Regions from separate parts of the Homo sapiens genome. Here all the other regions are linked to region 3. Evidence: chromatin loops called from intact Hi-C (ENCODE). Cell type or tissue: PC-9. All regions are shown on one strand. Links, peaks and the distances in the headings refer to the core of each region. The heading gives the core; the rest is flanking DNA.

Evidence for each region. Hi-C counts contacts between places; a loop is a spot of excess contacts. Peaks named below come from ENCODE experiments on the same cell type or tissue, not always from the same donor. Only the 100,000 strongest peaks of a DNase experiment are listed, where the experiment ranks them.
Region 1: a loop joins it to region 3, with 6 times the contacts of the local background. A loop is called at or near these places in 36 of 110 quality-filtered maps.
Region 2: a loop joins it to region 3, with 9 times the contacts of the local background. A loop is called at or near these places in 101 of 110 quality-filtered maps.

Annotation. Positions count from the first base shown.
Region 1 is chr7:26,658,593-26,669,004 of GRCh38, reverse strand. SKAP2 (src kinase associated phosphoprotein 2) reads left to right here. Exons shown (of 13, transcript NM_003930.5): 13 at 1-1,937. Among named protein-coding and RNA genes, the nearest start is that of LINC02860, 26 kb to the right of the region's middle. In PC-9, for the core only: CTCF peaks have their summits at 1,119 and 1,319; a DNase peak (open chromatin) is centred at 1,304.
Region 2 is chr7:26,359,185-26,369,717 of GRCh38, reverse strand. SNX10 (sorting nexin 10) reads right to left here. Exons shown (of 7, transcript NM_013322.3): 3 at 8,657-8,743; 4 at 5,083-5,183; 5 at 4,573-4,671. Among named protein-coding and RNA genes, the nearest start is that of LINC02981, 34 kb to the left of the region's middle. In PC-9, for the core only: CTCF peaks have their summits at 4,201 and 4,413 (motif pointing right); a DNase peak (open chromatin) is centred at 4,427.
Region 3 is chr7:26,086,013-26,096,545 of GRCh38, reverse strand. All of the region lies in intron 1 of LOC105375199 (a long non-coding RNA gene), which reads left to right. Among named protein-coding and RNA genes, the nearest start is that of NFE2L3, 61 kb to the left of the region's middle. In PC-9, for the core only: CTCF peaks have their summits at 4,250, 4,450, 5,260 and 5,460; DNase peaks (open chromatin) are centred at 4,365 and 5,415; H3K27ac peaks cover 526 bases.

The sequences.
Region 1 (10,412 bases), core at 1-2,500, 580 kb before region 3:
TACCGTACAAATATCCTGGTGCGATGATGGGCCTGGCAACATTTTCTACTGTACTTTTGTTTAAATTTAATGAAACAAAAAATTCCTAAGAAATACCACCCTACCACTAACAAAATGGTATAAAGAATCTCCCAGCCAGGCCAACATGGTGAAACCCTGTCTCTACTAAAAATTAGCCAAGTGTGGTAATGTTCACCTGCAGTCCCAGCTACTTGGGAGGCCAAGGCACGAGAATTGCTTGAACAAGGTAGGCAGAGGTTGCAGTGAGCCAAGATCGCGCCACTGCACTCCAGCCTGGGCGACAGAGTGAGACTCCATCTCAGAAAAAAAAAAAAAAAAAAACAGAATCTCAGTGTATTCTCAAAGTAAAAAGGCATAACCAAGCACTCTCTTATCTTGCCTTATTGCTATACTATTTACATCCCACTGCAGAACAGCAGATTTGAGGCTTTTCTATATACTTCTCAGAGCACTGAAAAGAAAGGAAGGGTTTGCAGAGGAGAGTGTAGAAATCCCAGTGGTAGCATGTACCAACAGGTGAGTAGAAAGGTAGTGTTAGCCTGACATTTGAGTTATACTCTGTGCTGCCTGAGCAAGATTTGTAGAATCATATAATTACCTTTTCATGTATATTTGAAATCAGAGGTGTTTAAAATACCTATGAGATACCAATGTAGCCTTAACATATGTCAAAATGCATTGCTGGTTAGATAATTATTTGGACTACACATAAACTCCTAATATTGAATCATTACCTATCAGGTATTATCTTTATGGAACTTTTCAATATCTTTGCTTTATAAAGATTCTAAACATGTATCTGAGCTGGTAATATTTTAAAATCTCCATTATTTGTGTAAAACTGTTTATAAGCAGTGTTTGAGAGGGTCTGCTTTACCATTACCCCCTCAATATCATGATCATCCAATCTCAAATGTGAAAAAAAAAAAGAAATTTGATTTTAGGGATTGTGAGTAAACAAGTTTATATAGAGAGACATTGTGAAGTTAAAGTTTTCAGAAGTTACATTTGTGCAGTTCTTACCTTTTCCTCATATAGTGCCATTGAAATAGACTGAAATTATCTTGGCAAAAGTTAGACAACCAAAGACGACTTTAGTGGACTGGTTTTCAAAACTTGAGCAGCTGAAAAGCAAAAGCCGTTGTTTCCCATGACAATGTAGCCTTTGTGGATTTGGGTTTGTGCTTTGGGTTGAAAAGAAGTTTTTAGTCCTAGGCCAGTAGATGGCAGCAGCTTTTCATTGCAGACAAAACCTCTTGAAACCCTTCCCCCATGGCACAAACTCGCCCATGATGGAAAGCATCTAGATTTCTGCCTCCTTTTACAGTTAATCCAGGAGAGGGAGTCCTTTGCCAACTGATGACCAACAGTTCCAAGCCAGATAGTCTCGTGAACAGTGACAATACAGAAATAAGGTGTTATTTCTGTTCAGATCTCCACCGGCCTTTGTTCTTTTAAAACTTGAATATAGGTGGGAGACATAAGAAAGGAAAGAAAAGACTTAAAACTGGAGTGACAGGACAAATAATCATTACTTTCAATTCATGACTGCTTTATATTCATTTGATGAAATCATTTGTATACAAACCAGGGAGAGTTTTCTTTACACCCTTGACAATATATCACATACTCTTCAAGATCATAATAATATCATTAATATAAATTTAAACAACATGGCTTGTTAGAAAATATGCTAATTGCTATGGTCTCATTATGTTTGCTTAGCTTTTATTTGTTTTTCTGTGAACAGTTAGAGAGCTAATTTTTTTCAAAGGTGATTGTAAGTCATATTTTATATAGCATTTTGCTTGATTATTTGCTCTGTACTGAATTTGTACTCTATTGCCATTAGATCTTACAATAATGTTCCACTCTGCAAATTTTTAAGGTTCAAATAAAGTTTAATTGTTTGCAAACTGTTATGATGCTAATAATTCAACAGCCTGCTGTGTTACTAATGAAATTACTTTGTTATGATTAATTTGGAAAATAGTGTGTTGATTGTAGTAATTAAGCACAACAAGGTGAAGTAAATGATTCTAATGCCATCTGGCCGCCAAACTGAATGAAGAAATGAAATAGGGCTGTCATCTGAATTTATTCAAAGAAGTAAGGATAATACAAATGACTTTCATTGCTTTAGGATTTACACTTAACACAGCTCACTCCGTTCTATTTTTGCCACTTTGCTGCATATGACACTTTCTTTCATAGAAAAAGAATGTCATTTAGTCCAGCAATTGTTTTGAATACTTTATTTTATTGGAAGCTGATTATTTTTACTGTGTGCTAATTTAATTACAGATAATTACATAAAGTATTATAGGACCATGGGAAAAAGAAATCACTTTTCAACCATGTGTAGGTGAAATCCATATATATGGGGTTTCGTTTTTGTTTCATGTTTTGTTTTGTTTCACTTTTTGCTATCATTACACAACCACTTTGAATATAGCCTTGCACAAAGAGTAGGGCATCCATTCAACTGTTTCTTAAATGTGTACAAAGGCTCACTCTTAGTTCTTATGATTTCTACTTTTTATATAATTTCATGTAATTTCTGCACTCTACTACTTGCTACTTATTCATAGACTGGTACTATCCAGGGTCATAATTTAAAATAGAACTGAGTTAGATATTATGAATTCAGATTTGCAGTTCAGCCATTAGAAGAAAATTAACCCTAATATACATGTTGTTTAAGAGCTTGAACTTCATCAGTGAGACTGAGTGAAGCATTGTGAGAATTTTTAAAGTTCTAAATTTCAGATAAATCAGTCATTTGTATTTCATTTGTTGGAGTTATAGACACACACCATATAGAGATCACTTTTGCTTCTCTTGAGTTCAGTAGGTTCATGACTATTGAAAGCAATCCACATGGTAAAGAAAGAGGTGGTGAAGAGTGGAGATCAAAACATGATCAAGCCATGGAAAACACAGCTTCACTCAAAGGTTGAAAGAATACTTTGTGTGTGTGTGTGTGTGTGTACACTGTATATATATATAAAATAAAAACATTTGATGAATATGATCTTATTTATAGTAATATACTTAGTATTCAAAAATACAGAGAAACAATAAGTACTACATTGTTAAAATATTATTATACAAGTTTAATATATACTCAAATGCACAACAGTTTATACTCTGGATTGGGAACAAGAGATTTCTAGACATCTCAGCTTTAGCCAGTTTATTATACGCCTACTGCTTTATAGTTGAGTTCTTCCAGAATATCTGTTAGAACCTCTGATAGCATACTATTTTATGATGAGATAAATACTTTAAAAATCATATGATCACAGTAGCATGGAATGACATTTCATTAATGCTATGTTTGAGGGGCTTTTTCTTGTTTCTGCTAGTAGAATCTGTTCTACCATTACTTATACACAAACATATTATTTATTGCCAGCATGGTACACATTATATGGTGTGGATCCAGTAAATATTTGTTAATTAACTGATTTGGCACCCCACAATATCTCAAGACATGAGATTTAAGAAGAAAAGAGCTTGACTAGTAAACCTGGTAGAGAAAATGCCTTTATACAGTTAGTATATCCCATAATACTATCAACAAGTAGATTGGATTTTATTGTTATAACAGAATTGAGTGAGATTGTGAATAATAAGAAAGTTGAGTTGTGGTACATTGTCCTTAGATGTTTCCTTCCTTTCTTCCCTTGTGTTCAGTGTTGTGACCTCAAATAAGAGGCACAGGTGCCTCCTCGGGCAGCTTGGGGCAAGTGATCTACTTTCACTTTCCAGTGAAACATCTCAAATCACTGCTGCCCTGCATTCCACTTGCGTAATATCAGAGAAGCCTTTCCTGCATCTGATCTTGAAAGCATTCTAGCTGTCGCCTTGGGCAGATCAAAAATTTGTGCAAGTAAGTGGGAAGTTTCACAGTTGCTGCCAAATCTAATCATAATTTAGCTTTTGTCCTTTTTGTTAACTTTTACTCCCTGTTTATTTAAAGTTGTATGATTATGTTAACTTGAGTGCTTTGAGTCCCCAAAATGAAAGGAACTGTAAATGCAGAAAGTCGCCTTAGTCATACCACTGCTCAGTTTAGGTCTTCAGTGTTGAGAGAGGGGCTGGAAGTTGAGCAAGCCAAAACACTTGACTATGTGCAAAGGCGTGAATATAGAAACTGCTCCCAAAGCCCATCTCTTAAGTACCTTTCTTAATGCTGGAACTTTGGAAGGTGTTTCCCTAGGTTTCTCTCCTCTTTTTTTTTTTTTTTTTTCTTTTCAGTTTTCTTTTTTGTTATCCATTACTCGGAGAGGCAATATAGCACAGCCCTTGTCTGTTTTCTGTTTATTGGCCTCAACTTTCTAATATAAAAATATCACTCCTGCTAGAGTAAAAGCAGGTGCCATTTTGTAGCTTGAACTGCAATTTACTTCTTGTTTGAGGAAAGTGTCACACAGGTACTCTCAAAGGAGAAAATTAATGACACTAGTGTATGCTGGTTAAAGACAGCTGCTTTCGTGGAGGAGAAAATTCCAACAAATAAGCAGATTCTCATCTACTACCCTCCCCTCCCAGCTCCCATGGGAGTCTATTTAGAAAACCTTGTGTTCTTTATCACATCAAATGTGATGATAACAGTTTAAGTCAGACTAGTAATAGTAATAGCTAACATTTACTGAGTGTTTACTATTTGTCATGCTGTGCACTTTTCATTCAATTCTTATAACAACCCTATGAAGTAAGTTCTGTTATTCATTACCATTTTCCCGATTAGGAAACAGGCTGAATAATTTGTCCCCAAAGCCTTAGGGTAGTGAGTTACCTAACCAAGCCTCACACCAGCCTCCTTGCCCTGAATTGAACACTGTTCTGCTGCGCAGTACTGTGATGAATTAAAACCAAATGCTTATTTGGATTCTTTGCATATAATAGGCACACAACAAATGCTTGTTGACCACTGATGAGGTCACCATTTCTAGAAAATAATCTGAAGCATGTGAAAAGAATCATCCAATAATTGACAATTGGATAGCTGAATTTGGCTCACTAGTCAGGAAAGCATACCATGGTTATCATATCAGATCCAAAGCAGCTGATCCGCAATGGAGACGAAACTTTTATGCAGGAACACTTGACGTTCCAGTCCAGATGAAAATAGGAAGTCAATCAAAGCAGCAGAGTCCAGAGAGGACACCAAGCCAAACTGACCCTTTTCTAAGGACCTTTTCCCATCCTTCCCACCTCCTCCAATGTGAAGCCCAGTAAAGGGACCAGCCAGGGGAGCCTTGAAGAGGACTGCAAATCCAGCTGCTTCTGTCTCAAATAGTTGTTTTTTAGGAGATGGGTTTTAATTGATTGGTTTAAACACATAAAGGATTGTTAACAAACTGTACCATCAGTAAACTTCATTGTAAAACATGTATAATTTTGTAACTGAGTGATGGCAATGTCTGACCTGACTTTTGCTTGTTGAGATATGAATTTGTTTAAGAAGAATTTTTATTGGAATATCTGATACATAAGTACGTACAAGGTCTTATTCCGTGGACACCCAAGCAGTGCCTTGTACTGGACCTCATAAAGACTTCTGTTGTGTTTTTTGAACAAGTCCTTTTTAAATAATTTTGTACTTCAGTGATTGGAGGCTGAGGGTTGGGGAGAGTGAAAAGATTAAGAGATAAGTAAGGACTAACATTCACTATTATGGCTCTGGAATTTAACCAGAGAGGTGGTAAAATTGAGCCCTCTCATAGTCTAAAATACACCCTATAGTACTGACTGTCTTATAGCCCAAGAGAAAGGGGTGTACCAAAGTTCTATTTTCAAAGGGTATTTGATTCTGTAGAGTTCTTTGAAATGTTTCCATGCCTACTATTCAGAACATCATGCTTCTGAAGGACAAGGAGTGAATGACTGCATTACCCTGATCTCCAGCTGCCCAAGTAGATCTCAGTGGTGTAAAATAACCTGTCCCATCTAGGATACCCTACTAATTCCTAATTCCCAGGTCAAGCGCTTGTGGTCCGTAGAGTCTCTGTTGCTCCCTGCTTTCATCTCCTTGCGCCACTTTCCTCCTCCTCCTCAGGCTATTCCAAGGAGCTGGAGTCATATGAGGCATGAGATGTTACAATTCTTATCGCTCTACATAGTTCACAACGTCAAGTGTGCCCTCTGCTTTCTGGGAACCCAGCAGAAAAACAAGTTGTGTAACTGTGTGTTTATCCTGTTATAAGCATCCTGAATTGAAAAACCTGAAATGTAGCAATCTTGTGAATGTGTGTTATTATCTCTCTGTTGCTTTGCTTCAGTTGGTCAGCATATTTGCTTTATTCTTTATTATCGTCTCAGGGCTTGCTATTTTTCTTCCTATCTAATTAAATGATTCCATTTTGAATAAATTACATTTAAGTGCCATCCTGTGCAAGGGGTATTTCAAACATAGAATTTGACATAGTCTTTCCCAAGTAGATTCATAGTCTGAATAAGATAGGGCATAAACACAGGGAAGGATAAGGACAGCCCCACATAACCTTACCTTGGTACAGTTCTTAGCAGGTTAAGCCACTAGCAGTGTCCTAAGACATAAAAGGTTCTCTGATTTTGTGATATCTGAACCTTAGGGATTATCTGGGAAACAAACTGGGAATCTTTCCTTATGTATGTATTTTTAAAAATAAACGGGGAGGGAAACGCAAGGGTTTCAGTATTGTTTCAGATGAAAATATTTTTAAAAAAATTCCAAAATGCTTGTAGCTCCTGAATTAAGTGTGAGGGGAAGCAAAGAGCTGTGTATATGAATAATGTGAACGTCTTTTACAGAGTTGCTACCAGTTATGGTAACATAACTCTGGAAGCTGAGAGTGACCCTACCCCTTTAGGAGTAAGGACTCTTTTCCTTCAGTTGGAGACAGAGTTGTACCAGCAGTATTCAGCTGAAAGTGAGTAGTAGTAAGAACACTGGAATTGGAGTCAACCAAAATTCTAGTTTCACTCTCTAGTGCCTTGTGCCCTAGAATAAGTTTCCTTCCCTGCGGAATACCAGTGGTGCCTGTTCTCTCTGCCCTGTCAGGATTGTGGTTAGGCTCAAGTGAGATTATGTTTAGAAGTGACTTGAAAAATCAACAATAGCGTCAAACATGGCTTTCCTGCATTTAAAGATATGAGAACTGAAATGAAACAATGATCAAATAATTTCTCCTTCACACCGAAATCTAGCAAGGGAAAAAAATGTTGATACTCAGCATTGGCTGTAATACTACTTGAAATAATTTTAGTGAGCCCTTGGTATTATTATTTATAACAGAAATTGATGCAAATAATCCTAGAGGAGTTTGAGATTTGATTCTCCTTTAATTTTCAATGCATTTTTTGATCAAGTCATTGACTTCCAAGCTATGGTCAATTTCTGTTAATGGTGATTTTAATCACAGAGATGTTACTTCTGTCTATAAAGTTTCTAAATAAACTTTTCTCATGATATTTAAAACCACCAATCTGCTAATAATAGTCTTTAGGTATATGTTGTAATATTTTTTTAAACTGACATTCTAAGGAAAATTTTTGTGCTGACTTCCTTTGCCCATTGTCTAATCCTTTTATGAACTGTTTCTTCCAGATGTCTATCTATGAATGTTTGTGTGTGAATACACACTTTCTAGTTAAAAAACATCAGATGCATATCTAGGAGTGACACAATTTTATTTTCTCTAATTAGCCTTGTAATATAGCACTAATCTTGGTTTGTAGTTTGTGAAAATATGGGGCTAGAAATGAGGGCAAACCAGAACCTCGTTACATGTAACCTTAATGCTTTAATGTTATAACTTTAGGCAAAGCTAATAAAAGATGCAAAGGACTCTTAAATAATTTAAATTATCTAAAAAATTGAGCATATTCCTTCAAATAATAATGGCTTTCATGAACTGATTTTTTAAAAATTCATTTTTCATGTGAATTACTTAGAAGATATCAAAGTAAGTTTGAGTTTATTTAAGATTATTAAGTATATTTGTTATGCAGAGTCGCTGAAGATTCCATTTTCTAGTCTAGCAATTGTAATCTATAGCGTGATGTAGTACATAATTCTGGTAACATCGGATGATGTCATGGTAGTATAGAGTTAATTCTTAGCACTTCTCTTTAAAACGGTGCTTTGTGATGTGATTCCTTGATTATTTTGAACCATTAATCAATTCTATCAGCTTAAAAAATAGACACATTGTGTACCTGTTACCACTGGTTTCTAAAATCAAAGTTTCTCTTACCATCTTAACCTTACCAGTTTAAGCTGGGAAACTATTACTTTTATAATGTGTTTATATTATTATCATTACATACTCTTTGATAAAGGAAAACAATGGGACTATACTAAATTGTGGCAACTGTGATTAAAGATAAGTCTGTTTTCTAAACTTTTCCTAAGTGATTATAGTAGAGAATTTCAAGCTATAAGTATACCATCCTTTGCTTCTCCTAAAGCTATGATCTATAGCAATAAATACTCTGTATTGATACTACTTAATTTTAATGGATGTATACTGAGGCTGGAAACATATTGTAGCTTAGCATTTAGTGCCTTAATTTTTAAACAGTTTTGAAATTTTAAAAATTGATATAATTGCCTGAATATTTTGTTATTGGACCCGTTTCATGCTAGAAGATTATTCTCATTTCACATCTTTCCTAAAAATTATGTTGTTCACAATGTATTTCTACTGACACTTCATTGCTATTTTTGCATAACTGAAAATCTGTCATTTTCATTTTAGCTCAGTTTGGAAACATGAAAACCATATCAGAGCAGCATATTAAAGATTAGTATAGAAACACACAAAAAATGAAAGAGCCACATAGAGATAAATTTAGTCACATTATTCAAGTGTGCCATTTTAATCCATTAATCTGGTTTGAGGCTGCTTAAGAGAAATATTTCTCTCTGAATGAGTTTTTTCTCTTAAAAAAATGTTGAGAAGAGAAGCATCTCATCTAAAACAATTACCATGGGTTTTTTTGTTTTTTGAAGAAAAGGGTAAAGCAAGAGCCGCCCTAAACTCTGCCATAATTTATTCTTAGTCAAAAACAGATTACCATTTACACATTAGGTATTAAAAGCTAGTTATAGTGATTAAAGGTTGTCTTTCTAATGCTATGTATTAAGATACCAATACGACATTTATTTTCAAGCTATTTTGGGGCCACAGGGGAAGTTGTTTTTCTTATGAAGGGAATTCTGTATTTTACTTCATTATTTATAAGTATATATATATTTAAAACTATACACACACACATATAACTGGGAAGGGGAGAATGGGAGCTGGTTGTTTCTTTGAATCCTAATACTGTATGTCTTCTTAATGAACCTGCCGCATTGCCCAGAAAACAGCTCCCTGCAAATAAACATGCTAGAAGTGATTTAGCCACAATGTCCAGACTGTGTAAACATCTCATTATTACAATAAAATTGTCAATAAATTTACATTACTGCTCCCTTTTCAAACGTTAACCAACTTTTTCTTCACTTGATAAAAGGGCATAAATTGTATTTTTATGTGTTGGTGTTTTTGTTTTCATTACACCTCTTGCTGCACTCTAGACAAAAGACCTCAAGCCTTAATGCCCTGAGTTATTCCTGGATGAAGAAAACTCCTACAGTTGTTTATTAATGTAATGTGCTGTGTTCCTTTCACAGTGAGATGGACATGGAGCCCTCACAATCTGATCTTTAGTCACGGCATTTTTTAAAAAGCCATAAAGCCAGTAGTATTGTAGTCACTGCAGCTTTAAGAGAGACACAAAGAATTAAGGCCCTTATAATCCACTATTAGAATGGGAATTTAAGTTACATTAGAAGCAAAAGATAAAACGGCAAAATGCAATAATTTCCTTTAATAAAGATTATGTCCAGTTTTCAGAATTATGATATCACGTCGAACATAATTGTGGAATAAGCCCCCGCCCCACCAACACACGTATTTCTTATATAACTGGTACATTAACATTAGAAAAGCAGAGTGATATTGAATTCTAATGAGGTCTGGCCTATATGCTCTGCTAGGAGAAGAATGAGGATAATTCATTTGTATTCTACAAAGCACTTGGAAATCCACGGGCATCCCTGTGGCTTCAGCACGTGGTGCTGATCATCTGTTCCTACTTGGAGTTGGTGGGGGGGTGGGGGGTGGGTATTCATTGCTTTGAACAGCATCTGAGCTGGGGAAAATAGTTAACCACTTTCTTGCTAGCTGTTGTTTCCTAATGACTATTTAATATGGTTGCTCTATGCATTTGCATTACCTATTCTCTTCAAGGATCTTAAAAATTGTGATGCCTGTGTTGGTGACAGTGCACCTCTGTAGAAGCCAAACAAAGAAAACGAAGTGAAATTCAGTAGGATAAATGTGTTTTCACCA
Region 2 (10,533 bases), core at 3,277-5,776, 270 kb before region 3:
ACACACAGATGAAAAGAGAAGGAGCCAGGCTCACCCAGCTCACAATTCCAAAGAGCCAGAAAGATGTGGCTGGGGAGGGGACATCTGAACACTCCCCCAGGCCTAGAGTTCAAACCAGTGAGTCGGCTAGGTACAGTTTTGGTTTTTGGAATCTCCTCTGTTTCTCTGGCTAAATTCATGCCACCATACTCCATGAGTTTTAAATAAGCAAAAATAATTTTTAAATGTATTTATATGCTTATTTTAGTCAGATAGTTCATTCTGAAATTTAAAATGAAAATTTTTGAGAGTGTTTTCCCATCTGGTTAGGTGAGCATAATTAATTTATTTTGAGTACTATTTGGCTTACTATCAGAGAGGGCTGTGACTGCCACCATCATAATATTAAATACTATTTTTTCCTTAGTCATGTTTGTGCCATATTTTCCACAAACAAATCTAATAGCCCAAAATCAATTTCAAACCTAATATAAAGAGTACTTTGTAAAACAGTCAATAAAATGTCATTTGTAGAAACCTCCATTTAAAAAGTATATGATTTTCAAACCTTTATAAAAGGAATAAAAAATAGCCTCTAGGATTTTAAAAGAATTTCTAGAAAGATATTTATAGTGCAAATCAGAAGTTATTCCTTTCCCCATAACAGTTTTAGACTAAACAAAGCAAAATCTGTTTTTTTTCCCTAAACTGGACACAGTTGAAAAGCACAGTTTTCCTCAACATGATTTTATTAGATGTATTATATGCTGGTTTAGCTGAGAATATATAGCTATGCAAAATCATTTCATCCTAACTAAGGATGTCCTGGGTCTGCTGAACCCAATACAATGATATATATACATAACTGCATAGTACATGGAAGGTTAGCAGTTTGATGTAGAAAAAAAAAATTAACTCAGCCTGTTTAGCTCTTACTATAAGAAAAAATAAAACCTACAAATCTTCATTGAAGACATTCATGATCTATGCTGTGGTGCCCTCTATTGAACACAAAGACATAAAAATCGTGTGTGTGTAAAACTAGCTGTCATGGTTCAACACTAGCCTTTTGTAAAAAATCTTTAATATTCCTTAATATTTGAAGAAATACAAAACCATGATACTAAAGTCTAAACTGTAGGGTAAATGTAGTTGTATTAATGGGATGAATTCAGTAAAGAAGGGAAGCGGCTCCCAGTCATGAACAAATCTATTCAAACCTAAATTGAAAATCCCATTCAAACCTAAAAATTAGTAGGAATTCCATTTTTCATAGTTAGAGACTTACTGAGTTTATATTTTTTAGCCTATAACTTTCTTTTCATAACTATTAGAAGGGACTTTAAGTTTATAATTACTCAGGGGCAAGAATACAAAAGGGAGATTATAGTTAAGACTGAAGAAAAATGAATATATTTGAAAAATCTCACAATCATACCAAATTTAGCCAGCATTTAAGAGTACTGCTAATTTTAAATTTGCCAGGTTCTGGGATTCATATAGTATGTCCATCTTTCCTATAATTTCTTTATCTATAAAACTGAGATAATACCCAACTCCTAAGATTTTTAGTACTGAGACTAAAACATGTAAAATGCCAAACACGTAGAAAGTGTTCGATAAATGGTAGAAATTATTCTTATTTGGCACCTAGTCAAAGAAACAATTTTCCAATTCCTCTACAAAGATCAGTACTTTCTTATTACATATGTATCATTTCACAAATGACCTTAAAGAAAAATAGGTATATATACACATATACAAAGACATTGTGGTTTCAAAAGGTTTGAACATATTTAGTGCTTCTGGTTCATAACTTCAAAACTCACATGAAAACCAGGCTTTAAAAATGCATGCGAAAAACCTACAATACAAGCATGTTTCCATGTTTTAATGCTGTGGTTCCTAAAATTCCTCTACAAACAAGGTACAGGCTATTGATGGCTGGCCCTACTTAACAGGTAACCAGTGGGGGCTCAGAGGATGTCAAACTGGGGCCAAGACACAGTGCCAAGGTACACATCACATCCAGTTCCCTAGAGTGGACCCTGGTTGGGTGAGGGGAGGGGGCACCAGGGGCAAAGACATGGAGGGTACTACCTTACACAACCCGGGCAAGCACAGATCTGAGGGACACAGAAGGGAGGCTGGGGAGGGTCAGCAGGGGCCGCAGAGCTCAGTTCAGGCCTGAAGCCAGCCCTGTGGTATTTGACTCCTCACTTCCTTCAGGTTTAGGCTGTGTGGAAGCACCAGCTTTCATTTTTAAAGTGAAATATTAACTTGTAGACAAATGTTCACATACCACAGGGGAACAAATGATATCACAAGAGAACCCCCTGCCAATTCCATGATTTGACAATCCAATCGGATGACAATCCAGATTCAGTGTTAATGAATCTAGCCGTAGCCCTGGATGTGTACACAGTGCTCCCCCTAGAAGGAAGTGTCAGGACAAGGACTTGTTCATTCTGTGCAGTCCTATGTCCGTGGCACGCAGCCTGGCCCAAAGCATTCACTTAATAAACATCTATTGAATGAAGGATCGCTGCATGGTTTTTAGAGTTTTTTTCAAGTCCTTTTCATCTGTAGGACACAACCACCCAGTGAGGTTGGCTATGTGTGGGTACTATTATCCCACTCTATAGCAAACAAAGGCTTAAAAGGAATGAAGTGACTGTTCCAAGGCTCACATGCAGCTAGAAAAAAAACCAGGAACCATGATTATGGGAGACCTAGAACCCGGCTCCTTGAGTTCCTGAACCAGGACACTTTCTACTATGACATCTGCATCAAACACAACCAGCAAACAGTCAAACCATGCACTATGCAAAAATAACCTGGCACAAGCATAACCCCACTATGGCTGAATGACACTCACAGGGTCATTCATTTGGGTAGATCAACTGTGGATAGAAAGGTTGTGTTCAAAACAACGAAGTAATTCCTGGTCAAAAACACATACCCTGCACTTAACCAGCAATATAATTCAGAGGTACGTGCTGCCTTCTGACCTGAAATAAGACTTCCCTACAGAAGACAAGATGCCACAGCTCCCCGAGGACAACATGTCCTACACTAGAGTGACAGGCAATTCTGTAGAATTGTGTGGCAGGGACCACATCTCAAGGGAGAGGCCATCAGCCACCTGGGCCTCATAGAGACAACAATTAAAATCAGAGGCCTCCTCTAGGGGAAAGGGCAGGAAAAACTTGGCCAGGTCTCTGTCCTGCCATGCCTGTGATACCCCCCAAAAATACAATGAAATGTTTTCGGAGGACTTGGCTCTGCTAATCAGTTCTTCTGGTCTCTTGCCATGTTTATTCCTCTGGCTTCTCTTCATTGGCCCACTCTCCCTCAATTTATAATCTTGGATCTTTCTGTATGCCTCTAGGACACCTTCAAAGAAAAGGCACTAAGTCAATCTAATAGAAATAAATATTAATATTAATGTGCATACTTAATATCCAAACCCTTTATGAGAGAGCCAAATGGGGAGGAGGCAGTATATTTATTTCAGGCTAGCTCTAAGGTCCTATTTAGTGAACCCCAAAGGAGATGACTTCAGATCCTGAAACTACTAGAAAAAGAAACAGTTCAGGAGACTGGGTCCTGTCAGTAACTAGTAGTCATATGACTCAGCCTATTTCCTTATCTACAAAATTGGAAATTAGGAAAGCAAAAGCTGTCTCATGTCTAAGTGCATTAAGATAATAACAGCCAACATGAAGATAGCACACACTGCATGCCAGACACTGTCATGAGTGCTTTACAGTCACTAACTTGTCTAATCTTCTCAACAACCCTATGAGGTAGGTACTATGATTACCCCATTTTATAGATGGGAAGACACAGGCAGAGGAGGTAAATGATCTGCCCAAGCCCCCAGCTAGTAAGTGGCAGAGCGAGGATCTGAACTCAGGTAGCCTGGCCTCGGAGTCTAGGTGTAAATCAGCGTGCTATATGGCCTCTAGCATTCTGGGTATTCCAGCATTCCAGAGAGTGGATTGGGGGAGGGAAATCACTGGTAGTGTGAACTCAGGCAGCTTTAACGGCAATACCCACCATCACAGAGTAATCCAGAGTTAATAACTCACTGAGACTGTTCACACGCCACCAAATACTCCTTTATAAACATTCCCTTCAAAGATCAGCGTTAAACTATTAGAGGAACCCAGAAGGATATTAGCAGCCCGTTACTGAGCTGATTTTGGTCTGTAAATTCTAAGCATTGTAAAGAAAGACAGTTTTTAAGAAGTGCCTTTTGATGATTAGGCATATTTGTTTCCTGGCAAATTTTTACTTTTGTCAGCTAAACGCCCAGGTAATTTAGATCTGCTTGACAGCTTAAAGGACCAGATATTTAATTCAATTTGTTCATTGTTTTCTTTCTAGAAGACTTGGTCCCAAATATGTACGAGATGATGTGAGCCACAAGATGGTGCTCTAATATAGGAAATGGGCCACTGGGTTTTGCTCTAGTGCAGATTATTTGCATTTCAGAAACAGGAACACTCTTCCCCACACCACCATGCAGCTCTTGTAAAGCACTTGCTCACACCCCTTGTCTGGCCACAAAAGTTTCTGGACACTCACTTTCTGAGGAAATCTTCCAGACCCTGGCGACGCTGATCCACGTGCTGGCGATTGTTCATGTTGAAAAACAGGTTTTTAGATGGAAGTTCTGGCAGTTGTCTTAGGAGAAAGAAAAAACAATGTTTTTAAATGATTAACTCAAGGTGCTTCTGTTACAGAAATCCCTCAAAGTGAAGGCAAATTATGTATGATGATTATTATCACACAGTTATTCTATAATTATGATTATACATTATATAGTTATATAATAAGGGTATCAGGAAGTCAGCTTAAAGAAAAACCCATCTTTAAACATTTCTGAGGCCTTTCATGGCCTATACCCATCAAAGTTGGTGAAATTTAAGTGATAAATTTTAAATTCAGATGCAGTAGCTAAGAAACTAAAGCTACATATTGTAATCAAGGCAAAAGCCTATAAAAATCCTTCATATCTTATATATCTTAATGAACGTCAATTTTAAATACTGAATATAATGACAAAGTCTCCACAGTATACTCTAAATCACTTACACCAGCAACGCATTACTTTGGAGTCTCTGCCTCAGCCACACGAATTCTCTATATCTTCTTCGTACACAGGATGTTTTCATTGTAAAACACATGCTATTAGTCTGTACAGAGAAAGTAGAAAAATGAGTCTTACCTGAGGAAAAAAATGCATTTCTTGTATCTATAATTCACAATATGATCTCAACATTCACTCTAAATAGGATTTAAACCACCAAACATATATTTATATTTATGCCAGTACTCTGAAATCTTGCACATAACCCAGGAACATAACAGCCCTGAAGACAGCCAGGATGATGGAAATAAGCAGTGTTGCCCCAGGGTGAGGTATGACCTGGCCACTCCCTGCATCCTGAAGGAGCCTCCTACTCACCTATGAGCACTGCTTTCAAGAATAAATCATAAAAAATAAATCCTAACATATAAATGACAGGTAGGAGCTCAGGTTCATCCGTTGCATTTTACCACCATCCACGTAAGCTGGAGGAAACTTTGGGGCTTAGAGACACCTCCTCATGACCCTTTATGAGACATTGCAGAAATCTTCATCTCCTTGACATGGCCACCCTGCAGATCATACAAATCACCAGAAATCCTAGAGAACAGCATTCCCTTCTCTACTGTATGTGAGAGGGAGCGTGTCCGTCCGAGCCAGAGAATGACCGTGGTACGTGGGGATAAACATCTGGCATAGAGGACAGGCCGACCGGAATTCCAGTCCTGGTTCTGCTACAGGGCAAGTCACTCAAACTTCAGTTTCCTCAGTACTAAAATGGGATGAACTAGTATATATCTAATTCACAGGGTGGTTGTGAGGATTGATAATAAGCACTTGACCAATGTTATCTATTAATAATACTGTTAGTTACTAAGTGTTGGTTTCCTTCCAGCTATCCTAAGGCAGACTTGGAAAAAGCCACCGATGGTGTCCCCATGCTAAGCTCAGCCACAATGCTTCTCCTTTGGGTAAACATAAGACGAGAGTAAATATTCTCCTTTGCGTAAACATAAGACGAGAGTAAATATTCTCCTTTGAGTAAACATAAGACGAGAGTAAATATTCTCCTTTGAGTAAAACAAGCGACTACCAAAATATTTGTTTCTCCTGATTTTTGAAAATATGAGTATCTCTAGTCTCTGTATTTCAAAATCCGATTTTCTAATCTAAATGAGAAACAATTCTTTACCCCCAAGATCAGTACTATTTCAAAAATTATTATTCTATCACTTAATATGCCCAGCGATTGTTTTCCTTGGGAAATCTAAGTAATTATGTGCATTAGCTCTCAAACTGTTCTCATGAAATATATGACATGGTTCCTGGTATGCTTATGCTTTGTAAAGTTCAGAAAACTTCAGAATGTAGACAGGTTAAAAGGCTTATCCCCAAGGTAGCCACTGGTCTAAATCCCATTATCTTTAACGATATGGCAGCAAAACCCGCTGGAAGGAGTTTGTGGCAAATAACATCCTGTGGGTGGACTTATAACACACCAGGGCCTCACTCTACTGTGCTCCTTGGGGACTAGGTTTGCAGACCATGTTATACCAGAACTAGTCCCCTAACAAGGCTTGAGCAGGTTATCTTCCCGGTACCCTCTCCCTAAAGAATCCCAGACCACCACAGGGATTCCTGACATCTCACACACAGGCTGGGTCCATTTAAATTCCCTTTAATTTCTCTGCTCACAACCACCATGGTTGTCAATAACTAAAAATCCACCTGGTACCTACACCAGACTAAGGTCGATCCATAAGTCCTTCATTTGCAGGGCAGGTTCAGGGGAGTATTTATGATGGCTACCCAGCTCTAGGGTCTACTAATTTAAAATTCCAAGTAAATGTTAAGATCCCAGAGTTGTGTGACATCATCTCCCTTGAGGTTAATTTAAACAAGTTAAAGACCAGCTTCTCTACCTCCAAAGCTCTATGGGTTAACAACTAAGAGAAGCCAACCAGAACTCCCTAGCTCTGCCATCCACTTTTAATTGTATGACAGGTGGAAGTCTCTTCAAGATTAGAGGATACTGAGATCACTAACTGATTAAGTTCCTCTAATAAATCTATTTGCTTGTTTTTGCTGTCCACCAAGCCAAGGCTTATCCATTGTCAATTTATTAGCATTTCAGAAAAGTGCCAGGACACCATCAAATAGTATTTGTGGAACCCATCATTTCTGGCTCCAGATGGAGATTTCTGAATTTACATCAGGCTATTTATAGAGCAGAGCAGAATCTATACTTTCATTAATTCCTGGGAATAATTAAATTTCATGCCTATCATGAAGTGTGTGATAAGGACGCACAATTTTTTTACAGAAAGTTAGAAGGCAACTAAAACTATTTCATTTTACTTCAAATGCTTATTCTTATATAGTCATAATTTTCCACACAGAATGCAACTCTAGTGTGAGCTTATAAGTAAAACCAAAACAGAATCAAAATACATGGCATATCCTGGAATGGCTTTACAACACAATCAAAAAAGCAGTTCTGAGTTTTTCTTTTATTTTCAAAGTTGGGGAAACTTCAAAGAAAAAAGAGAAGAAAGGAGAATTTAAAAAAAGAAAAGTTCTACAGCTGGTGTTTGGGTGTCCAATATACCAAGTTAGCTATTTACAATGGGAAGATTAAATAATGGCTAAATTTTACTTCACTTGTGCTATGAAGTCACGGATACAATCTGGGTCAATTGCTATGCTCCCCAGTTGAACTAATTTAGTTTGCATCTGATATGCATCTGGTTTAGATGCAAAGAGTATTATCCTCAAAATCGGGGCCAATAAACTACAGCCTGAGGGCCAAATCTGGTCTGACACCTGTCTTTGCACATAAAGTTTTATTGGAATACAATTATGCTCATTCATTTATGCACTGTCTGTGGCTGCTTTTCACCTGCAACAGCAGAAATGAGTAGTCTCGACAGAAACTGTATGGCCCACAAACTGAAGATATTTACTACCTTTACAGAGAAGTTTGCTTACCCTTGTTTAAGATGGTCACAGAAGGCCACACACCACACAACATTTTCAAGAGATTGTGATACAGTAGCATCCACGCAAGGCACATCATTTCTAGTTGCTTACTCGTTACATTAATTACTCAGATTCTAGATAAATTAATCACAATAATTGCACATATCCATTTCCCACCTTCTGATTCTATATATAAAACACCACACATCTCTTTTCCAAAGAACTCTATATCCTCTCAAACTTGAAGGTTATCAGGCATTATATTATCCAGAAATATGCTATAGCAGATCATAAGAAATGCCATTAATGAGCTATAAGTACTCTTTACCCATGCATTTTAGATGCGTGCACATCTTCACATGTGAAGGCAATAAACATTAAAATGTTAATATTAACAAAGGAACAATAAGGGATTCAAATAAGTAATTTTTCAACTTTAGGAACCATCTTACTAGTTCATGTAAGATAAAAGCATTAGTTGTAATCATTCAAATTCAGTTATTTGAATGAGAAAAACTTTTACAAGTGTCAACTTTATCCCATAAAATGTATCCCATAAAAGTCCCTCAAAATTACTATTTCTACTGACTACATACTTACATGAATACATATCTCATAGTCAATGTAAGAATGCCAGAAGTCCTCCTTCTGAATCCTAGGATCTCGAACCCAGACACTTACAAATTCCTGTAATGGCATCATAAACAAAGAAATATTCTTCAGAACTGCAAGTAGGACTGGAAAGAACTGAACAAAACGACTGCACTAAAACAAAACTGAAATGAGCTTTAACCAATGTGGTACTTGTAATCCTTTAAAAAACAAGAAGTAAAGTTAATGAATCAGGCACCACGAGCAAATCTAGAACACACTTTTGCCACATAATGGAATTTTTAAAATAATGCAACACTGAGGTGGGAGCACTTCTGGATAGTTTTACTGGTTATCTGAAGACAAAGTATACTGTAAAACTGATTTTTAATTTTTAATCTTAAATAATTGGTTCAGGTTTTTTTCAAATTTAAAAAGTGATCATTTCTTACTTTCTTCATCTCTCTAAACTGAAACAATGGGCCCTTCTGGGTAAGGTGCTTCCTAGGACACAAATAAGAAAGGCACCAGGCCAAGCAGGGTGGCTCACACCTGTAATCCCAGCACTTTGGAAGGATCTCTTGAGCCCAGGAGTTTGAGACCAGCCTAGGCAACATGGTGAAACCCCATCTCTACAAAAAATACAAAATTAGCCAGGCGCAGTGTGGTGCATGCCTGTAGTCCCAGCTACTCAGGAGGCTGAGGAGGGTGGATCACTTGAGCCCAGGAGGTCAAGGCTACAGTGAGCCTTGATTGTGCCACTGCACTCCAGCCTGGGCAAAAGAGCGAGACCCTGTATCAAAAGAAGAAAAAGAAAGGACACCAAAGCTCATGGGAAAAGTAAGCAAAGAGGGTTGAAGTTGACTTTGTGCATGCATCCCAGCCACATGAGAATAAGCGATAATAACTTATTAATAGAAAGAGGAACACCTTCTTTTACATAATACTTTTCTATTTTTAAAATACATTTCCCCTACATTAAATCATTTCATCTTCATAATACCTTTGTGTTATACATAGAAGTTAGGGATATTAAAAATCATATACAGTAGATAATTTTGTTCTTTTATAAAGATAATAAGAATAGAAAACATGGGGCAAAATTTAAAACAATAGGCCGGGCGCAGTGGCTTACGCCTGTAATCCCAGCACTTTGGGAGGCCGAGGCGGGCAGATCACAAGGTCAAGAGATTGAGCCCATCCTGGCCAACATGGTGAAACACTGTCTCTACTAAAACTACAAAAATCAGCTGGGCGTGGTGGCGTGTGCCTGTAGTCCCAGCTACTTGTGAGGCAGGAGAATCGCTTTAACTCAGGAAGCGGTGGTTGCAGTGAGCCGAGATCGCATCACTGCACTCCAGCCTGGCGACAGAGCAAGTCTCCGTCTCAAAAAAAAAAAAAATTAAAACAATACTTTTTAACAGGTGCTCTTTACTAAATAGGTTTAGTTTAAAAATTTGAAAATGTACAGCAAAAAACTATCATGTTTCACATAAGTTTTTAAGTATAACTTATTTACTCAGTGATCATAAACTTGCTAACTGAGTTTGATTTTAAATATTAGAGCTTTTTGATAAGATTGGGAGTTCAATGCTGGAATTCAGGCATTTCTTATTGCTTGTTGGGGCACATCTGAGAGGCAGGCTATGAACGCTTGAGAGCAGAAGAAAAAGAGAGATCGGGGGCTTTCTGGACAAAGCACCTCCATTGAATCATGCAGATAATTAAATGAGACTCTTCATCATAGAGGATTTTTTTTAATCAAAAAAATACACCACACTCTGAAAATAACTTTTGCCCCTATCAAGTTTCACCTTCTAGGGCAACACTTTGTCCTTGCACTGGAGACTTCTGTCCCACTACTTGTCTTTAGTAGACAGGGATTA
Region 3 (10,533 bases), core at 3,915-6,414:
ATCACATTTCCCTTTTGGTTTATAATCTAGGATTCTCAATCACCAACCAATTCCTAATGCCCTTTTGTTATCTACAAGAATCAAATTTACCCTCCAAATATGAAGATTTGCCACTACAGCAGATATTAAAAAGAACAGGCCGCTGGCTCTGTGTAGTGTTTCTAAAGAGGAATTTTAAAATGCGTTGAACAATGATATCATTGTTGGAATAAAGATGTAGCCTCCTGAGGTTTGTACTAATGAGGATGTGTAAGTTCTGATGTTTTGTTTAAAAATCTGTCACAGAACTTTAGAGTTTCTCTCTCTATGGACGCAATACTGCAAATAACTTGAACTGTGTGTCAGTTTGCTGTTGTTTGCATGCATAGCCTGTGGAAATATGTGAGTGGCTTTCTATATGATTCTTAATGGAGCATGAATATTTTTCATAACTCAAAATCATCATGTCATGTGTTTCATTGGATTCTTCATCTTTTTTTGATATGAAAGTGTTATGTCAATCTTTTTCTTTCTTTTTTTTTTTTTTTTGAGATGCAGTCTTGCTCTGTCACCCAGGCTGGAGTGCAGCGATGTGATTTCGGCTCACTAGAACCTCTGCCTCCTGGGTTCAAGCAATTCTCCTGCCTCAGCCTCCCGAGTAGCTGGGACTACAGGCGCACACCATCAGGCCCAGCTAATTTTTGTATTTTTGGTAGAGACGGGGTTTCACCATGTTGGCCAGGATTGTCTCGATCTCTTGACCTCATGATCTGCCCGCCTGGGCTTCCCAAAATGCTGGGATTACAGGTGTGGCCAGCGCGCCCAGCTATGTCAATCTTTGGACCTGTTTCTGGACATTGGGCCAGATTTGAGCAAATAATTTATTGGGCCATGGAATAAATCTTTACTGAGCACTTACTATGTGCTTGGCTATATGGAAAAAATGATTTGAATGTCGCCAGGTTCTAATGAGTTAGATTTTCCTTCATGTTCGAGGATTTCCTCTAACGTCAAGCATGGAAAGAAATTCCAGCATTGTGAACACCATTTAAAAGAGAACAAAAAAATCCCCACAAGTCCTCTGTAAAGTGAAACCTTGCTTCTCCCAGCCAGCAGGATCATTCTCAGATGACATGGGGTATACTTTTCTTCCTTGAACTCCACTAATCAAAGCATTAACTCATCTTGAACAAGCTTTACCTGGTTCAAATGCCTTTCATCTCAGATGCCGAGGCTCTCCATAAACAGCAATTATGTTTCACAATGTCCTCGTTAGTCCCATTTGATGGAGAAGAAAAGCGAGGTGGAGCAAGAGTCCACGACTTCCAGAGGAGCCACCAAGGAGGAATGATGCCCATGGCCTGCTGAGCCAAGTTGCTCAGTCTGCTCTAGTGTAACAGCTTGGCGAATACAATACTCTAGTTTCTTGATTTGATTTTCTGGCCACCTGGGTTCACAAAGTGAGCTTTTTAACAACCATCTTAGAGAACAGTGGGGAACTGTTATGAGGTCCTGGAAATCTTTCCCTAAACATTCCTTTTCTCTTTGTATGTAAGATATTGAAAAATTGCTCTGGCCTCTTTTGAAATGAGAATAGAAAGACACATAGACCATATTTTCAGAACCCCAAATTGGGACACCTAGTGTGAAAAATTATAAGTTAATTTATAGGAACGATGAAAGAGAAAGTCAAGATTAAGATTGTAATGGAGAATCCTGAATACTCAGCAACCCTGGGCACAGGAGTATAGGTGTCTTTAAGAGGGTTATAATAATAGATAATATTTTAGATCTACTGATGTGAACAATACTGCATCCAGCAAAAGTTGGTGGTGATATGGGACGGGGAATAGAAACATGGTGACCTTCAAAGTTTAGACAAAGAGAAGGAATTCAAATACAAATTCATGATACTCAATGATGGAAACGAGAGGGAGGTTGGATAATCAGTCTACATATGCGAGGACTTTAAGCAAGTATACATAGTAAGCTCATTTTTTGCTGTGGAAGATTAAAGATTTTCTGAGTTTCAGGTATCATCAACGCTCAAACATAATTTAAGCATCACTTTTTCTTCAGTTTTGGGTGTTTTGGAAGCCGCTGTGATCATACAGACATACATGCTTTTGGAAAGAGCGTTTCATTTGGCTCCCCTTTCTTGGAGGCCCTCTGGTTTCTTCTTTAATTGAGGTGGTCTCGCTGTAGACTACCACATTTCCCAGAAGAAAACAGCCAAGATGCTTTGAGGCGAGGAGTTGGGGGGAATGGGTAAAGAAAGGTGGAGGAGGAAAGGCAGAGAAGGACAGGGGAATGGTGAAGAGGGGGTCTGGGGAGAACTGTAGGATCAGCACAGCCATCTTTAATTGCTCCTTTAGGGGAAGCAACTACAGATCCTCCTAAGAATATGTTGGGAGGTGCTCTCCTAATATGCCCAAGAGAACAGAGCTGCTTTGGGTTATCTGAGTTATTGTAGTCGTAACAATGATGATGGTAAGGTAATAACTCTCATAGTAATATCTACCTTTTTTTTTTTTGAGATGGAGTGTCACTCTGTCTCCCAGGCTGGAATGCAGTGGCTTGAACCTGGGAAGCAGAGGTGGCAGTGACCCGAGATCGTGCCACTGCACTCCAGCCTGGGCGACAGAGCAAGACTCCAAAAACAAACAAACAAACAACACACCCACACATACACACAACAAAACAAAAAAACACAGTACTTGGCCTTGGAGGAAGTAGACTGAAGGGAATATTGTTTAAATAGACTTTTAAAAAAACATACAATGGAATATATATACATATACCATGGTATATATTTTTAAAAAAACATACAATGGAATGTATATATATATACATATACAATGGTATATATTTTTTAAAAGACATACAATGGAATATTGTATAACAATGAGTAGGAATAATCTATTGCTTCTCACAACAACACGGATATTTCTTAGAGAAAATATCATGCTGGATAAAAAAAGCCAGACACAAGGAGTACATACTGTAAGATTCCATTTAGATCAAGTTCAAAATGAGGCAAAACTAGTCTATCTTGTTAAGTGTCAGGATGTGTTACTCTTAGGAGGGAATGAGGTGCTGGTTACATTGTTTCTTAATCTGGGTATGTTTGCTGTGAAAATCTATAGTTAGTTTATAATTTGTATACACATATATATACAAGATATTTAGTAAAAAATGCATGCATTTACTATTTGTAGAAAAGTATCCCCATTATACCAGCATGATGGATTTTGTTTTTGCCATTTGATAAATGAAGAAACTGAGATCTAAGAGTTTAAGTGACTTGTTGAAGGCCACATAGTAACAGGTGACAGAGCCAGGCTCTAAGCAGGCCTGTCTGGCCACCAGGACCATGGCTTCACACTCTCCCCCTGGGCTCTGACAGCTCCTCCCTGCCAGGTCTCCAATTCCTCTTCTCTTTGGCCACAAGTGGAGCTTTCCATGGAGAAACTTTTGTTTTTTGATAGGACAACTACAGAGCTAGAAGGCCTTTCTCCCACCTAGATTACACCTGGGGAGGATCTGCGGTGCAAAGTTTTCATAGGCCTGGTCTAACACTGTGAGCAGCTCTATCGCGTTAGCTGTGGCCCTCTCTGTTGCTGGCAACTTCAGCTCCAAATTCCTCTGAAAGCTTCTGTAAGGGGAGCAACATTTGAATAGTTGGATGGTGTTCACCTGACAGAATCTAGCTAAAAATAAAAAAGAGGTTTTAATGAGATGCCACTGGTGGCATAATATTAGCTGATTGACACGTTCTGGTTATTTCGGTGAAAAGAAACATTTAAAGCATAGCTGGCCCTGTTGTCCAACGTGGCAGTAAATTCTGGTCACTCATTAGTACAGTTCGAGCTAGAACAGGGGGTTATGCAAGGAAATAACACCGATGGCAGCTTCTACCCTGAATACAAAGGAAAGTGATATACAGTGATTACGTGAAATCGAGACATGCTTAGCACAGGAGAATTGGATCAATGCTGCATCAAGGCTGATGCTCTCTCTCATACACAGGAGAGGTTAGTATGAGAGTCAGGCCAACATTCAGCTGGAAAAACACCCAAGCTATGTTTGGGCTGAGATCCCTAATGTGCCCTCCATTTGAAAATGCATTTTTCAATGTAAGTTGATTCGTTGAACTGAAATAGAATTTTAAGTGCAATATTGAGATCTTCTGAATAAATTTACTGGAAGTTCTTGAGGTTTTATTTCTCTTAGGGTCAGTCTATTCCTAAAGTGCTCCTTTTCATGTGTACGTGTGTTTTTGAGTGTGAAATAGAAATCGATGAGTTTGGCTTAGTGGTCAGGATGTAAAAAGGTGTGGCCATAGAAACCTGAATCTTGACAAGAACACTTTGCCTCGGGCAAGGTTTTAGTTTTTGGCACTTCCTGTTTGGAGGTTCTAGACAAGAAGGTTTCCCTGTCTCCTGAGGGTCCTGCTGGCTGAAAAGGGTTCCTACAGGACCAGGCATGCTTTGACACAGGGGAGGCATTTCTCAAGGGTCACATGGATTGACTGAAAACGGGGCTCTAATTTGCTTAGGGAGAAAAAAACTCAGCAAATATTAATTAGTATTTTCTACTTAATTTTTAAATTTAGAGTTATTGAGGGGAAAAGGCATAACAGGAAGAAAGTAACAGAGCCTCTGGATCATACACGGTAGAGATACTTTAAATGAAAAATGACTTCCATCACGAGGTTAAATTCTTTTTCAGCATCTCTTCTATCACAAAATCTTCCAAAAGGAGATGTTCCATCTCCACTCAAGATGGACTTATTTATTCACAAAAGGTGGTCCACTAATAAACTTTTACTTTGAGAGCACAGAATTTAAACTTTTATCGAAATCTACTTTCCTTAAGCTAATTTTGCCAATTCATGAGTGGAATTTACAGTAAGGACTAAAGTTGAGGGTAATATATTCTTTGGTATAAGGTTGGCTTTTTTCTCCCTCAATTTTTTTTTATTGTGATAAAATACACAAACGTAAAATTTACCATCTTATCCATTTCTAGTGTACGGTTAGTGGTAGTAAATACATTTATAATATTGTGCAACTGTCACCACCATCAATCTCTACTCTTTTCATCTTATAAAACGGAAACTCCGTATCCATTAAATAATAACTCTCCATTCCTTTCTTCCTCCAGCCCCTGGCAACTACCAGTATAAGCTTGGTTTTATAAGATTTACAAGAAATGGGTATATGAGACTTGAATGCTGATTTTTAGGAGAATGAGAAACTATTCCATTACATTTCTCCATTTTAAAAATTAAGGAGGAAGAAAATTCTTTGCTTTTAAGCATGTTGGGATCTCTGGGGACAATCGGAGAAAGGGTTTTGTTTAATTGGATCTGAAATGGAGTGGCTGAGAACAGAGGGAGCCCTATTCATTTAGGCAAAACAGAGACATCTGCTGGTGGATTGGCAGACTTACTTTTCCACAACTTACAAAGACCCCTGAAAGGGTCGTATTTGCAAGACAGGGACAAATCTGTCACCGTTTTTGCTGTCTCGATTTTTAAAGAGCTGTTGTCTAATCATGGAATAAGAATGTTCATAAAAGAGAAGAAAATGTACATATGCAATTTACTAAGCTATGTTGCTTTGGTAAGACTTTTCTTGACTACTTTCTTTTCTTGACTATACCTGCATTGAAGAGCCAGAATTCTTTCAGAAAAGGATCACCAAGCTGTGGATTAAAAGGTGAACTTTTGCCTACACCTTTCAACCCACAGCTTGTGGCAAAAGGGCCCTCAACTCAAGAGCAGTTCCGTGAGAAGGGCTCACTTATTCCTAGACGAGCCAAACCGCACCCTGCTGTGTATGGCTTCTCGGGTAGGAAGTGTCTGGCTGGGGTCTAGCCCAGTTTCTCTGTGGGCTAGCTACTTAATGCTCAGCATGTTATTTTTTTTTTTTCTTGAGATGGAGTCTCGCTTTGTCACCCAGGCTGCAGTGCAATGGTACAATCTCGGCTCACTGCAACCTCTGCCTCCCGGGTTCAACTGATTCTCCTGCCTCAGCCTCTCGAGTAGCTGGGATTACAGGCACCCACCACAACACCCAGCTAATTTTTTTTTTTTTTTTTTTTGAGATGGAGTTTCGCTCTGTCGCCCAGGCTGGAGTGCAGTGGTGCGATCTCGACTCACTGCAAGCTCCGCCTCTCGGGTTCACGCCATTCTCCTGCCTCAGCCTCCCGTGTAGCTGGGACTACAGGCGCGCGCCACCACGCCCGGCTAATTTTTGTATTTTTAGTAGAGACGGGGAACACCCAGCTAATTTTTGTATTTTCAGTAGAGACAGGGTTTTGCCATGTTGGTCAGGCTGGTCTCAAACTCCTGACCTCAGGTAACTGATCTGCCTCGGCCTCCCAAAGTGCTGGGATTACAGGCGTGAGCCACCGTGCCCGGCCCAGCATGTTAGCTTTCAAAGGGCCTAAGCAATACCCATTTTATATGGATTAAATGAGATTTGAGATGCAAAGGTCAAGGATGGTCGATAAGGGCCAGTTTCTTCCCTTCTCACAGAGCCTTCCTAGCCACAGTCACTATCTCTCAGTTGGGCAGGCTCCTCTAATCTCAGAGATGATGCTGTGAGAATGCTGGCTAGGATTCTCAACTCCCTGAACCAGCGTGTCCTTCTGTTAGCTCAGACACAATAAACACCAAACAGAATTCATCACCTCTATATCAGTTCGTTTTTGCGCTGCTGATAAAGGCACACCTGAAACTGGGAATAAAAAGAGGTTTAATTGTGCTTATAGTTCCACATGGCTGGGGAGGCCTCAGAATCGTGGTGGAGGTGAAAGTCACTTTTTACGTGGTGGCAGCAAGAGAAAAATGAGGAAGAAGCCAAAGCGGAAACCCTGATAAACCCATCAGATCTCATGAGACTTACTCACTATCACAAGAACAGCACAGGAAAGACCAGCCCCCATGATTCAGTTACTTCCCCCTGGGTCCCTCCCACAACACGTGGGAATTCTGGGAGAAACAATTCAAGTTGAGATTTGGGTGGGGACACAGCCAAACCATATCAACCTCCAACTACCTCCCTGACCTCAAATGGCTTTGAAGAAGCAAAAAGGAGCTATTCTTGATAAGAAATTGAGGCATCCAATGCATTGCCAGAGCCTGTTTATGTCATTGGAAGCATAGGTGGGTGAAGTTGGGGCCTTGGTTTTCTTTTCTTTAGGATGGGGACAATAACACCCCTTCTCCCAGGTTTGCGGTGAGGATGCAGCGAGGTAAGCTCACAGGCTTGGTCTCGAGGTTACCTTGTAGGTACACTTACCTCATAGCCCCAACTAGTGAGCTCATAGCCCCAACTGGCCTGGCCCAGAGGAGGTACTCAGCATGGCTACTGAATTTTTAATAACATATTCTCACAGCTGTGTCTTTTCTCCATTTCTGTTGTCTCCAGGCCTGGATTAATGCAGCCTCTGCCATATTGGTCTCCAGGCCTTCAAGCCGCTGCCCTCTCCCACTGTTCTTACAGGCTGTTGGCCAAGCTAATGCCCCTTAAGTTCACTTCTTGTTGGGCTATTTCCTAGTCAAGAAACCAGACAGGCTTCTTAAACAACCAACCAAGCTCCCTAGCCTGTGTCTAAGTCCTCTGTACTCCGACTCTACCCCACAGTATCCAAATTTACGTCTTGCTAATCCCTGAGGCACAGTTTCCATTCCAGGCAGAAGGTCTCTGGGCACACCTTCTATATTTTGGCCCCAGGCCTTTGTTTATGCCGTTTCCCTTATCCTTCAGTCTGGCCTCTATCTTCAGAAGTAGCTTAAATCCCACCTCCACTGTGACCTTTTCTCTAATTCTACAGCCTAGGATGATTTTTCCCACAGGCTAATTCCTATTGCTTTAATACAACCAAATTCCTATTTGGATAATAAATCCCATGCTGCACCCATCAGTTAGAATTTAATTGTCCTAGAATTTTTCTTATAAGCATTGTGAAGTAAGGCTCTGTGCTGCTTTAACCTCTCTGTGCCTCAGTTTCCTCTTCTGTGAAATGGTGATGATCATAGTTCCTGTTTCATAGGATTGTTATAAAGATTAAGTCAACATGTGTAAAGCAAGTGTCTGGCCCCTAGTAAGTGTTTAACAGTGTTAGCTATTATTATTGTTCTGGGAACATAAAAAAGGGATCAGTGCAGCTTGTTTGATTATTAGGCATGTTTGTGGGGAAGCCATCAGGTGCTGGACGAAGGCTTTCACAGCCGTCTGACCCAATATTGTGTATCTTTTAAATGGCACATTAATTCATCTGACAAATATTTATTGAGTGCCTACCATGTTCCAGGTAATACTGTACTGTAGGTGCTGGTCTTAGCTTTGTTTATTTTTGTATATGTGGCCAGCTAGCTATTCATATCTTGAAAAAACAGTGTAGGTCAAATATGGTCATCAAAGGGGCTTTAAGTTCAAGTCTTGGCTCCATCTGTGTGGCCTTGAGCACATAATTGACCACATCTGGGCTTTAATCTCTGCTGCATAATGAGCGCTGAAGTTCAGTTCTCCATCTTAATATTTGTCAAAAGAACTAACGATGCTTTAAGTCACACATTAGCCAGGCAGAGATGGGTCCTCTCTCTGTTCTTGTTCCCAGCAGGCCTGGATATGGGATCTGCTTGTCTGGACCTGCACTCCACATGCTTGTTCTGTGACTATTAGTTAATCACCTTCTGTTTAAGGAAGGGCCTCTGAGGAACTCCCTGGCCTCATTCACATCACTACCCTTTTTGTTATTTTAGATGAATAGAAGAGAACATGATTTTGCTCCCCAAACGTTATGAGAGAAAAAGGGACGTGTGTACCTTTATCTATTTGTCATCTCCCCCTTTTATTTCCCTATTTTCCTGCCCTTTCGTAATTAAATTACACACATGCAAGCATATCACACAGCTCACTTATATGCTCCTTAACAGAAGGCCCTAAGATATATTTTTAAAAAATCCAAAACATTCCTGGCAGCGCCTAGCACACTCCTAGTCCCATATGCTTGCCTAATACATACTTGCTGAGAGATGGAAACTGCCCTAGTTGCCATCAGGGAAATGGAATGCTTTGTTTTTTTCCAGTGATTTCCAAGTGTGGGTTGGTTGTGAACTCTACCATCTCCTTCTCTCCCCTTCCCAACTGAGTCAGAATTTCTGGAGCCAGGACCAGGAACCCAGATGTTTGACAAGTATCCAGGTGAAGTATCCAGCATACTGAAGTCGGAGGCCCGGAGAGGCTGGCCCACCTGTGTCAAACTCAAATCAACTACAGCTGCCCGTGAGCTAGATGAGGCCCCATTGACTGTTGGCTCAGAACAGCAGCTTCACAGAAAGAGGCAGCAGATGCCATTTAGCTCTGGCTTGTCTAGCCTGGGTTGCCAGTGCCTGCTCCCAGTTGCTCAGTCCTGAAGCCTGGTGTTCCCATGCACTCCCTCAGTGGCCTCAGTCGCCAATGGCTCCTTTCCCTTCAATTGTCAGCCTTCGTCATGTGTGGCTTCCTGAATGAAGTTCAGTTTCCCTTGAATATGTGATTTGCAAACCTGGGCATGATCTAGTCGCTTGGATTTTTCAGGACTAGATTGCTATATTCTGGGGAGTAACATATTCTAGAGCAGCAGATTTAAAACTTTCTGGACCATGACTTAGTTTAAGAATTCCATTTTACTCTGAGACTTGAGCTATATACAGATACACACACACACACACACACACACACACACACACACACACACACACACATAAATATGCCCAGTGGCCAGGCACGGTGGCTCACGCTTGTAATCCCAGCACTTTGGGAGGCCGAGGCAGGCGGATCACTTGAGGTCAGGAGTTTGAGACCAGTTTGGCCAACATGATGAAACCCCATCTCTACTAAAAATACAAAAAAATTAGCTGGGTATGGTGGCACATGCCTGTAATCCCAACTACTCAGGAGGCTGAGGTAGGAGAATTGCTTGAACCCAAGGCAGAGGTTGCAGTGAGCTGAAATCACACCACTGCACTCCAGCCTGGGTGACAGCGAGACTCCGCCTCAATAAATAAATATATATGCCCAGTGAACAAATATATCCATCATATGTTTGTGCTTTGACATTTTCTATTTCATCAAGAAGACAGTCTTTAGGTGCAAAATCCAAATCTAGAGTCTCTGTAGAGAATGTGATGGAAGCTGTAGGTCTACCCCTCATCATTTTCAAATGACTTCAGGGTCTTCCATTGTTGTGCCAAACCCCTATTAACCTCAGTAGGGAAGGCACCAGGCTCAAGAGGCCAAAGAAGAGACCCAGAGCCAGCAAATGAGACACGGGGTTTTATTAAGGGATTACATACAGGGGAGAGAGTCCAGTGGCAGCGGGCTGTGCAGGAAAACCACTGCCGCTTGCAAACAGCTTGTAGCGTATATACCATTTCACTCAACACCCTACCCCCGAGGACCTCCACCTGGCAACCTTCATCTAACCCCAAACTCAGGGCTTCAGTCCCTGCACAGCCAGTGTTCCATGGGAGAGGCTGAAGGCTCAGATGTTCCTCAA